Linked DNA regions of Homo sapiens: region 1 is linked to region 2. The links are chromatin loops, found by intact Hi-C in ENCODE. Cell type or tissue: endothelial cell of umbilical vein. All regions are shown on one strand. Each heading gives the region's core, and the rest is flanking DNA. Links, peaks and the distances in the headings are about the cores only. Region 1 overlaps LINC02543 (long intergenic non-protein coding RNA 2543). Region 2 has its middle 100 kb from the start of LINC02543.

What was found. A loop is a pair of places that touch in the nucleus more often than their neighbours do. Peaks named below come from ENCODE experiments on the same cell type or tissue, not always from the same donor. Only the 100,000 strongest peaks of a DNase experiment are listed, where the experiment ranks them.
Region 1: it touches region 2 in a loop (2.4-fold over the local background); 2 of 110 quality-filtered maps call a loop at or near these places.

The regions. Positions count from the first base shown.
Region 1 is chr6:15,995,051-16,000,433 of GRCh38, forward strand. It overlaps LINC02543 (long intergenic non-protein coding RNA 2543), which reads left to right. Exons shown (of 2, transcript NR_183311.1): 1 at 1-101; 2 at 4,111-5,383. Among named protein-coding and RNA genes, the nearest start is that of LINC02543, 2.8 kb to the left of the region's middle. In endothelial cell of umbilical vein, for the core only: no CTCF peak of the experiment used is centred there; DNase peaks (open chromatin) are centred at 1,161 and 3,081.
Region 2 is chr6:15,891,591-15,896,973 of GRCh38, forward strand. No RefSeq gene overlaps it. Among named protein-coding and RNA genes, the nearest start is that of LINC02543, 100 kb to the right of the region's middle. RefSeq lists an enhancer at 4,668-4,962. In endothelial cell of umbilical vein, for the core only: a CTCF peak has its summit at 2,170 (motif pointing right); a DNase peak (open chromatin) is centred at 2,181; H3K27ac peaks cover 105 bases.

The DNA.
Region 1 (5,383 bases), core at 160-5,159, 100 kb after region 2:
ACACAAGAGGTCAGAGAGGAAGCAGGGCAGAGCAGTTTTCCTCTGAGCCAGACCTCAGAGGTGGCCGTGGTATTTTTGTTTTCCCTTCCACCAAACAAAAGGTTTGTTACACCTACAAACTTTCCACTGTAAATGAGGTTGAGACTTCATTGAGAAAGATCTGGAATGGAACAGATTAGGTTTTTAAAACCGAATTAAGCTTGAAACAAAAGTTGAGTCAACTATGATGATAATAACATTTGACCTACAAGAATGAAAGGAAACTACACAAGTAAACAAAGCCACATTTAATGATGGAGGCCTATTTGCTTTGTTTTGAAAATACAGGATTATTTTGAGCTTCAAAAGGAAATGTGCTTACGCACAATTTGAAGGTTGTAGTTTCCGTCTCAAAGAAAAATGATTGGAGATTTCACTTGGGTAAAATTTAAGAGAGCTTTGTCCTTTGAGCACCTAAAATCTTCAGAGTTAAGTTGTGATTTGTCTTTTTTGTCTGATAATGACTACAACTAATGTTAACTGAGCATTTGCCAAGGACTATGCCAATGAATTATCTCTTACTAATCAGAAACACAGCACAGTAGTGGTGAGCCAAATTTTATGTTGCTTTTGTTGTATGATAAAAGATTCAAGAGATATAAAAGAAAGAAAAATAAGGTTATCTCTGAATACAGCATGTGGCATTGCTGTTCTACTGGTAATTATGTGAAGGGCAAGATCACTTTTGAGAACATGCTCGTTACTCCTCCAAGACCACATTTAGAGTCCGCATGATCCAAGGACAGCAGCTGTGTTTGTTATCAATTCAGATTCTACTTTGTACTTTGTGGAACCCAATAATGTACCAGCAAGAAACTCGAGTCTCCTATGTTGAGAAAAATGTGACTTTGGCTGTAAGGAGGTTTCAAGAGGCAAAGATTTTTAGTCTCCCTGAACAAAATTTTGTGTTTTGTTTTTTTTTCCAGGAGAGGTTCATATCAATGCTTGGAATATCTGAAGTACAGGCATTCTGGAATTAATGAATATACCACCCATTCAAGCAAGTCAGGGAGTTGTGTTGCAAATGGGAAGGCTTCTCATGGGCCTGGAGACCAGAAGGCAATTGCAGACCCCTTCCTCTTCCCAGGGCAGCCAGCTCACCAAGCTTCTGTCACACTGGCCTCTTTCTGTTCGTCCAACACATGACTCATCTTTTGCATTGGGGCCTTTGTATCTATGTACATTCTGCCTGGAAGGCTCCTTGAACTCTGCTCTTTTTTTTTCTTAGCTCAAAAATCAAGATTTTTTTTCCCCTGACTGTCTTATCTAAAGTAGACTTTCTCAAGTTAGGGCGTCTATTCTAGTCTACAATTGTATGTTATTGCAGGTCATTATTATCTGGCTCCCTTCACCTCCATGTAAGATCCATGACAGCAGGCCCTGTGTCCCTCTTGTTCACCAGTGGGGTCCACTTGACATATAGTTGTTGCTCAATGCACGTGTGTGTGTATGTATGTGTGTGTGTGTGTATATATACACACACACATATACATACATATTATATTTTATATATACATATATATATATATATATATATTTAGAGACAGCGTCTCACTCTGCTGCCCTGGCTGGAGTGAAGTGGCATGATCATAGCTCACTGCAGCCTTGACCTCCTGGGCTCGACAAATCCTCTTGCCTCAGCCTCCTGAATAGCTGAGACTACAGATGTGCACTGCCACACCTGGCTTATTATAATTATTATTATTATTTATTTGTAGAGACAGGGTCTCGCTGTGATGCCCAGGCTAGTCTTGAACTCCAGGCCTCAAGGGATCCTCCCAACTCAGCCTCCCAAAGTACTGGGATTATAGACATGAGCCATTGCACTGGCTCAATGCATATTTATTAAGTGAATGAATGAATGAGAAGTGAATTCATGAATAAATGAATAATATGAATTTAGCTATATTAGCAAAATGGGATATTACAGGACAGCACACAAACCTTATTACTGTTGTTTCTCTGAAAAATATGCCCCCTGAGAATGCAACTTGTGAATGGGCAAGAGACTACATAAAAGGGTTAAAAAGGGCTAGGGCATCAAAAGTAGAAATAACAATATACAGACATGAAATTTGCCTCTGAAGAAGCATAAAGGAAATCTGCTTGCCTTGAATAATCTTTAAGTCTGAAAACACTTCATCTATCAAAATCCTGTCACGTGTCACTAGTTCCCACTCCCAATAACACTTTTCTTGAGAAGATAGAAATGTGCACCCACATTCTTGACTGCATCACGCTTCCTGCAAACATTGCGGGTGGAGAGACGGGAGAAAAAGCATCAGGGAAGTGTTGAAATAACTCATATTAGTGACCCCTAATTCCACAGTCAGTTTTAAGTGGGCAACTCTGTCTTCAGAAGCCTTAGGCTTTTGAATCTGTAGAAATCTGCAGCTCACAATGTAAGCTGTTGGCTACCAGGAAATGAAGGGATGAAATACTAATTTGATGAGTAGAGGAGGGAGGATGTTTGCTCATAGAGTTGTCTGCAGGTTGTGAGAGAGTGCCAGAATTTGGGCTTCTGGAGGAGGGAGAGAAGATTGGAGCAGTCTGAAAGAGAAAAACAAAGTCCTCTGGTCCTGAGACCTTCCGCCAGGGATTGAGAGGCTGGGGTAGAGGTTAGGGGCTGGAGGGAGAAGTGAGAGCTGCAGTTTGGGGAAGTTCTGGGATCTTCTGCTTCTATCCCTGCACACAGCAAGCCATTGGGATTTTCCAAAGCTTCAGGATAGATGAGACAGTGCGGCCCAGAGTCTGAAGTGGCCTCAGCTATGTAGGCAGAAATATGTTGGTGATGCCTGAAGGTTCTTGTGTGAGCATGAGAGTAAGCTGGCAGCTAATTCCCTGCCACTGAGCCTGCTCCTTCTTGTCTTAGGGTTACAGTCTTGGGTTACGGTGTCACTGACATAATCTCCAAAGATCTGATCATGTCTTCTAATGTGTCCTAAGAACCACTTGAGAGGTACCAAGTCCTGTAGAGATTCAGAGGAGGAAAAGTGCACTTCTGGCTGTGGGTCAGGAAAAGGCTCCAGGAAAGAGCTGGCTCGGAGGGATAAGGAGGCTTTTAGTGGATGGGGAAAGAAAAGCATTCAAAGATGAAACAGCGAGAGCAAAGTACAGAGGGAACGCAGAGGTGTTGTCAAAGACTGATGTGGAGACCTGCTGCATGTACTTGGGAGGAGAGGGAGGGGCTAACAGCCACTGGGAACTATGGATGGAGGCAGTGTTCTCAAGAAGAGTAAAACAGTAAAAACAAACAAACAAAAACAAAACAAAACAAAAACAGAGGCTGATGACAAAGGAGGCACTTGAAAAACACCACTTTTGCCAGGGATTGATTGGCATCACCTTCTCCTGAATGAAGTAATCATTTCTTTGACAATAGATATTTATTAAATTCCCACTACATTGCCAGGTGCCATCCTGACTTTGGGAATAAAACAAAGGCTAGTAAAGATGAAAACAAAAGTCCCTTCCTTCGTGGAGTTTACATTTCAGTGGGGAAGATAGGAAGTAAACAAATAACAAAGTCAGTCAGAAAGTGGTAAATCCTATGGAGAAGAATACAGCTCAGCCGGGGAGCAAGGGTACCGGCAGTGGCACAGAAGCCGTGTTGTCTGGGACTGTGAAAGCAGACACTCTGCCTCCCAAGGTTTCATGCACATGCTCATTCATTCATTCATGCTCTTTGCTTATATTTATTTTGCCAGGCACTGGGGCAGAGCTATAAACAAGATGAGCAAAATCTATTCCTCATGGAGCTCAGGGTCGAGTAAGCAAGTAACAAATAAATAATATCATGATAAGTAGTGGTAGTGGTCATTGTGATAGAGAAAAATAGCAGAGGAAGGAGATAAGAAGGGACGGGGGTGGGGGGTGGGTGGGGGATAGTAAGGAGATGATACTTGAGCACAGAAGGAATGAACTATGAATATCCCAGGAGGAGAAAAGCAAGGACAAATGCCCTGAGAGGCACTGAATTTTGAGTGTCACGGAATGGTAAATTCATGCATGACAATGTCTTCTCTCTCCTCTTCTTTCTTTTATATTAAACACATCTGCTTCTCGGCAAAGGATCTGTGTAAAGCAAGGCATCATCTTACTGCAAGGGGAGACATCGCTGGGGTCTGGTTAGAAGATCTGGCTCTATTTTCTCCAATGAAGGTCTTTATAGGAAATCTGCATTAGTGCCTTGTCCATGTTCATAGACCCTCTGCTTCATGGCAGAAGGGCGCTGACTTGAAGGCCCCTAAGCAGCGAAGGAAGGGGAGCCTCTGTCCCCTCCCTAGCTGGCTTCCCTGGCACATGCTGGTTTCCCTCCAATTCTGTGGTGCACATCATGACCAGCAGAGGAAAGAATTCAGCTGGACCACCTCAAGCTCTGTGTGACGGAGTTGAAAGCTTTGCTGATGTATATGTTGGTGGTCAAGGAAGGCTTTCTGAACACTTACCTGGTGCCCACAGAGGCTCTGAGAGCTGGAAGCTGGAAAGAGTCAGTCTGGGGTCCTAAAAGGTATCTTCTCTTCAGTGCCAACATCAGGGGCATATTGGTGATAGAAACAGGGTCTCTGCATGGCTACAGGCACCATTAATTGGTTCAGTTTTCTTCCATTTCTCCTGAGCTCACCCTGACCCTATGCACTGCTGACCAGGAATTCTAACCCGCAGCATCGTGGGTGGGCCCACCTTGCAGCCTCATCACGGTTGAGTTTGTTACTCTTATTGATGAAGAAACTGAGACTCAGAAGGATAAAGGCCCCGACCCAGGGTTACACAGTGGTGGGGCAAGGACATGAGCCCAGCTTCTCTCACTTAGAGGAAATCTGCAAGGACGATCATTGTGCTGAAAGAGGAGTGGGAGGGGGTCTGAACTTCTGAGGCAGCCTCGCTTCTGCAGCGTTGTCTGTGGTAAGGACACACCACCCTGGCTGCACATTAGAATCACCTGGGCAGCTTTTAAAACTTACCTCGGGCCAATTAAAACAGAATCTCTGGAGGGGAGACCCAGGCATCGGGGTTTTTTTTCCAAAACTGCCCAAATGGTTCCAATGTGTAGCCCAGATTAAGAACCACTGTTTAATGGCAAACTCAGTTGCAGCTGTTGAAAAGTTTTTTAAATGCAATAATCTTGGAATTCTCTTGTTTTAAAAAGGACTAATAGCTTGCTATTTCTTCCTTCTCTGGTCACTCCAGAGTAGTCATTTTTCAAGATAAGGACCTGGGTTAAGTGAGCATAAAAACATGAATAAAAATTAAAATAAATTACTAAGTGAGAAATAAAAGCCATGAATAATGTAACAAGGGGAAGAGCTGGAAGAACTAGGGCAGAAAGCAAAGCAGAGAAAAG
Region 2 (5,383 bases), core at 189-5,188:
CCGGGCACAGTGGCACGCGCCTGTAATCCCAGCTACTCGGGAGGCTGAGGCAGGAGAATGGCGTGAACCCAGGAGGCGGAGGTTGTAGTGAGCTGAGATCACGCCACTGCACTCCAGCCTAGGCAACAAGAGAGAAATTCCATCTCAAAAAAAAAAAATTAATAATTAAATGAAATGAAACAAAATAGTAACAATAGAGGATTTCAATATTTAGAATCTGCCTGAGATTCGGCTGTGATCCAATGTTAAGAGTGCTGGTAAAATCCCATCTACCAAATCCCTCCTCTACAGATAGCATTGTTCTTTGCTCCTGATGGCTGGAGTCCCTTAGGTAGAGACCCCACAGGGCCTTTAAGCTGTGGCCATAGAACAGCATTCCCTGACCACCCGCATTGTGTCACCCTGGAATAGAGGCTCTGACTGGCATGAAAGACGGGGAAGGAACATTCTCTTTCCCTAAATGTCCACAGAGAGATACAATTTTAGAATAACTAAGCATAGGCAGGGCACAGTGGCTCCTGCCTGTAATCTCAACACTTCGGGAGGCTGAGGCAGGCAGATTGCTTGAGCTCGCAAGTTCGAGACCAGCTTGGGCAACATGGCAAAATCTTGGCTCTACAAAAAATACAAAAATTAGCTGGGCGTGGCGGCACACACCTTAGTCCCAGCTACTTAGGAGGCTGAGGTGGGAGGATTGCTGAGCCCAACAGGTGGAGATTGCAGTGAGCTGAGATTGCCTCACTGTACTCCAGCCTGGGCAACAGAGCTAGACCTTGTCTCAAAAAAAAATAAAAATAAAAACATAAAAAAAAGAATAATGAAGCATAAATGACTAGATATGTCACTTACCAAGGATATAGGAGTCAGCTCATTTTTTATTCATTCACTGGGCAACTATTTATGGAGTAGGGGTTAACACTTATTGAGCAATCACCATGTGGTAGATGCTGTGGATGTTGTAATGTGCCTCCGAGATCCTGCTTCTTGAATGAATGATTTCAGCTGGAGGGAGTGCTGTTGGCAGGCAGCCTTCAGCTGTCAGCCCCCTTCAGAGGATGCCTTAAATAAAGAGAGCTAATTTGCCCAAGGATACACCTCCAACACATCCTGGGCTTTCTCTCATCCAATGACTTATTGAAATAGGGTGCCAGGGAAGTGATAAAAGCATAGCCCTCTTGCCCCAACCCAGGACAGTTCTGAAAGATTGTCTTATGTTCAGAACTCCCTGCAGAGTTGACTTGTCTTTCAGCCCTTCCCCATTCCTGTTCCTAGCACTTTATCCATTCATTCATTCATTTCACAAATATTAATTAAGCACTTTTCATGAGACAGAATCCACAGGCAAGAGTATATTGGATATATATTCAACAAACTCTACACCATGTAGACTCTACCTCATGTTCATGATGCAGAAGATGTCCTCAGGGATGAAAAGAATCTAATAGAACATTAATATTAATTCCTTGCTTGGGTCTCTGCTAAAAAAAATGTAGAGAAACTCTCATTAAACTGTATTTAATAGAGACAAATAATAGGAACTGAACCATGTCATAATAGATTAATTAATTCTCCCAAAACTAATTGAGAAAGGAGTTGTCAATAGATATCGTCACTGGAATCTAATGGTTTAATTTGGCAGACATCCCAGATAACATTTGGGGTCTATCTGTGTGGGATAAACCTTGCTGCCTTATTCTCCAGGAATGAATACATAGGTATTCCAAGTACAAATGCAGAGTTACCTGAATGCTTATGCAAGCATATTATGGGGTTTTGGTGTACTGTATGAATTAGTAGCATAATTAATAACAGGTCTACATATAAGTAATGCATAAAATATATTATATTTATCTGAAAGTGTTTCAGTAAAATAATGATATTCCATGTTTTAAAAAATAAACTTTATGAGGGAAGAAATGTTTATTACTATCATATGATTTTTTGATAATTTTTTCTAACGATTATGATTTACAGACAACTGATTTTTATGTTTTGGCCCAGTTTTATTTTCATACTGAGGAAGTAAGAAGAAATATTCAAGTTTTTCAAGATGGAGTGAGAGGAAATAGCCACTTCATATGGTGCTCTAGGATAAGAATTCTGCAATCAACAACAAAATACATGTCCTTAAGACGGTGTCATGGCTTAACTGTGCCTGCAATTTATGCATTTTACCACCAGAGGGAGATAAGGAATAATAGTCATCGGAAGCTCCTGAGCCTACAAGCTCCTAAGTGCGTCAATTTTTTTGATTGAAGATAATTCACTCTCCCTCTAAATAATAAGCATACATTTTCAAATTTTGAATGCACTATATATTTTCTAAAATATAAAAATAAGCTATTTTTAAGCAATCTATTTACTGAAAGACAATACCTTAGAAACAGGGGTCAACAAACTTTGTAAGGCAGATAGTATAGTAAATATTTTAGGCTTTGTGAGTCATGATTTCTGTTGTAACCACTCAACTTTGCCATGTAGTTGAAAACAGCCATAGGCAATATGTAAATGAATGAGTACCCTATTTCAAGAAAACTTTAGTTATAAAATCAGACAGTGGGCTGGGTTTGGCCCATAGGCTATGATTTGCTGATCGCTAACTCAAAATTAAGTATTACGAATTCAGTTGCCTACAGTAAAGCAGGCTCTGTAGAGACCATGACAAATCAGGGAGCACATATTTTATTTAATAGCCAGCTCCACTCAGCTCCAGCCGATAGTAACTAGGCAGAATGTGAGCCTAGCATGACCAGATCTTTCTATTTTTCAAAAACAGATGGAAACCTGTATTTTTACATATTTCCCTATTTTAAAATTTTGGCAATTAGTTCAGACACCACCACCACCACCACCATACACACCTTGGGTACCCAGAAAGCAACTGCACAGACTGCATTTGTCCTGTTGAGCAGCTTCTGCTGCAGAGCAACTTTTAAAAATTAAAAATTAACCAGGCTGGGCATGGTGGCTCATGCTTGTAATCCCAGCACTTTGGGAGGCCAGGGTGGGTGGATCACCTGAGGTTGGGAATTCGAGACCAGCCTGACCAACAAGGGGAAACCCCGTCTCTACTAAAAATACAAAATTGGATGGGCGCGGTGGCGCGTGCCTGTAATCCCAGCTACTCAGGAAGCTAAAGCAGGAGAATTGCTTGTACCCGGGAGGTGGAGGCTGCAGTGAGCCGAGATCACGCCATTGCACTCCAGCCTGGGCAACAAGAGCGAAACTCCGTCTCAAAAAAAAAAAAAAAAAATTAACCAATATGCTGAAGACAGATGTGAAGATTTCTATCATTCTTTCATGTAAGTAAAGGAAATCAAAATATTTTACCCCAAAATATATTTCTTTAACATATTTTGAAATGGCTGCTGCAGAGCTGGCAAAGCGAAATGGCCTTGCAAAGCTGTCTTTTATGGGGTAAAATCTGCATCTGTAGAGAATCTCCATTAACACAACCAGGCTCTAGGAGAGATTCAGAGTCTTACACCTTTAAAAGTCTAAAAAGAAACATGTACCTTTGAGGGAGCCTTTATCTACATAATAATGCCAGCTCTGCTGACCAAGCCTATTTCTTTCTCTGGCCCTTAAACTGTCCTGCCACCAAAACCTGTTTGGGGGCAGGCACTGAGTCGTCATTCTTTCTTTAATCTCCAGATAGTATAAAAGCTTCTGTATTGTTGGGTTGGATCTTCATTCTGAAAGTTCCTGTATAGACATGCTAAATTGTATACCTTTTCTGCTATTAATCAACCTGCCTCATGTCAGTGACTTTTTTTAGTGAATCTTTAGAGGGCCAAGAGCCTATGGCCCCCACATAAACACTTACATAGCACTGATTAAGTGGGAGGCACTATTCTAAGTGCTTTGTCTATATTAGCTCATGAATTATCCTCACAGCAACCTTGTAAGGTAGGTGCTATTACTGTTTCACCCTGGGCAAAGAGAAGCTGAGTAATACCCAAGGTTACACAGCTGAGGTCTGGCAGAGCTGGGATTTGAACCTAGGCAGCTCTAAGGTAGAGTCTGTACACATAACCCATTAGGCTGTAACTTATCGGAAAGGGGTCTTGATCCAGACCCCAAGAGAGGGTTCTTGGTTCTTGTACAAGAAAGAATTTGGGGCGAGTTCATGGAGTGAAGTGAAAACAAGTTGATTAGGAAAGTAAAGGAATAAAGAAGAGCTACTCCATAGGCAGAGCAGCAGCACTGGCTGCTTGTCTAAGGACATTTATAGTCATTTCTTGATTATATGTTAAACAAGGGGCAGATTATTCATGAGTTTTCTGGGAAAGGAGTGGTCAATTCCTGGAACTGAGGGTTCCTCCCTGTTTTAGACCATATAGGGTAACTTCCGGATGTTGCCATGACACCTGTAAACCGTTATGGCACTGGTGAGAGTGTCTTTTAGCATGCTAATGTATCATAATCAGTGAATAATGAGCACTGAGGACGACCAGAGGTCACTTTTATTGCTGTCTTGGTTTTGGTGAGATTTGGCTGGCTTCTTCACTGCATGCTGTTTTCTCAGCAAGGTCTTTATGATCTGTACCTTGAGCTGACCTCCTATCTCATCCTGTGACTTAGAATGCCTAACCTCCTGGGAATGCAGCCCAGTAGGTCTCAGCCTCATTTTACCCAGCCCCTATTCAAGATGGAGTCACTCTGGTTCAAAGGCCTCTGATGTAACCGTCTCCCTTCCATGGCTGCTTTCCTCTCTTAATCCTGCACTAAGCTACAGCAATAGAGAGAAGAAGACTCTTGTCTCTCTTCTAACTAGACTTGGGCCTCAGGGTCAAGGTTTCTTCCCAGTCAACTTATCTTCCCAACCCAAGTGTGGACTTTGTGGCTTTGGGGAAAGTCAGGTCTGAGATGACTTCATCCCCTACTGTGAGGCAAACTCCCTAGCAAATGTCAAGTTGAAAGTTTGGATCACCCCATCACTTCTGTGTTTATATTTTATTGTAATTATTTTTCAGTAAAGCTTACTGCTCTGGAATTTGGATTAACTCTACACACAATATTTAGTTTAATTATCCATCGTGCTTTTCTAATTTGTTCTAGCAAGCCCCAAGAAAATGACTTCAGATAATGTGTGGAAAGATTTCTTTCTTAAAGCTACAGTAACTGAATATAAGAAAAGGCCATCAAATGGAAATTAAAATTGCTTTAAAAGGATAGTGATAACTCATGTCTAAGTTTGCTCAGTTGAAATCACAGTTTTGAGAGAGAAGTAGAATTTTTTTTCTCTAGCAAACTTAAAAGAAATGACGAATTAGGTACTTGTGTCACTTTTCTAAAATGCAGCTATGAGTTTTATTGCTGATTCTTGAAGATATTCTGAAAAGTAATTTCAGCTGCAAAGGAAATGCAGGAGGCAAAACAA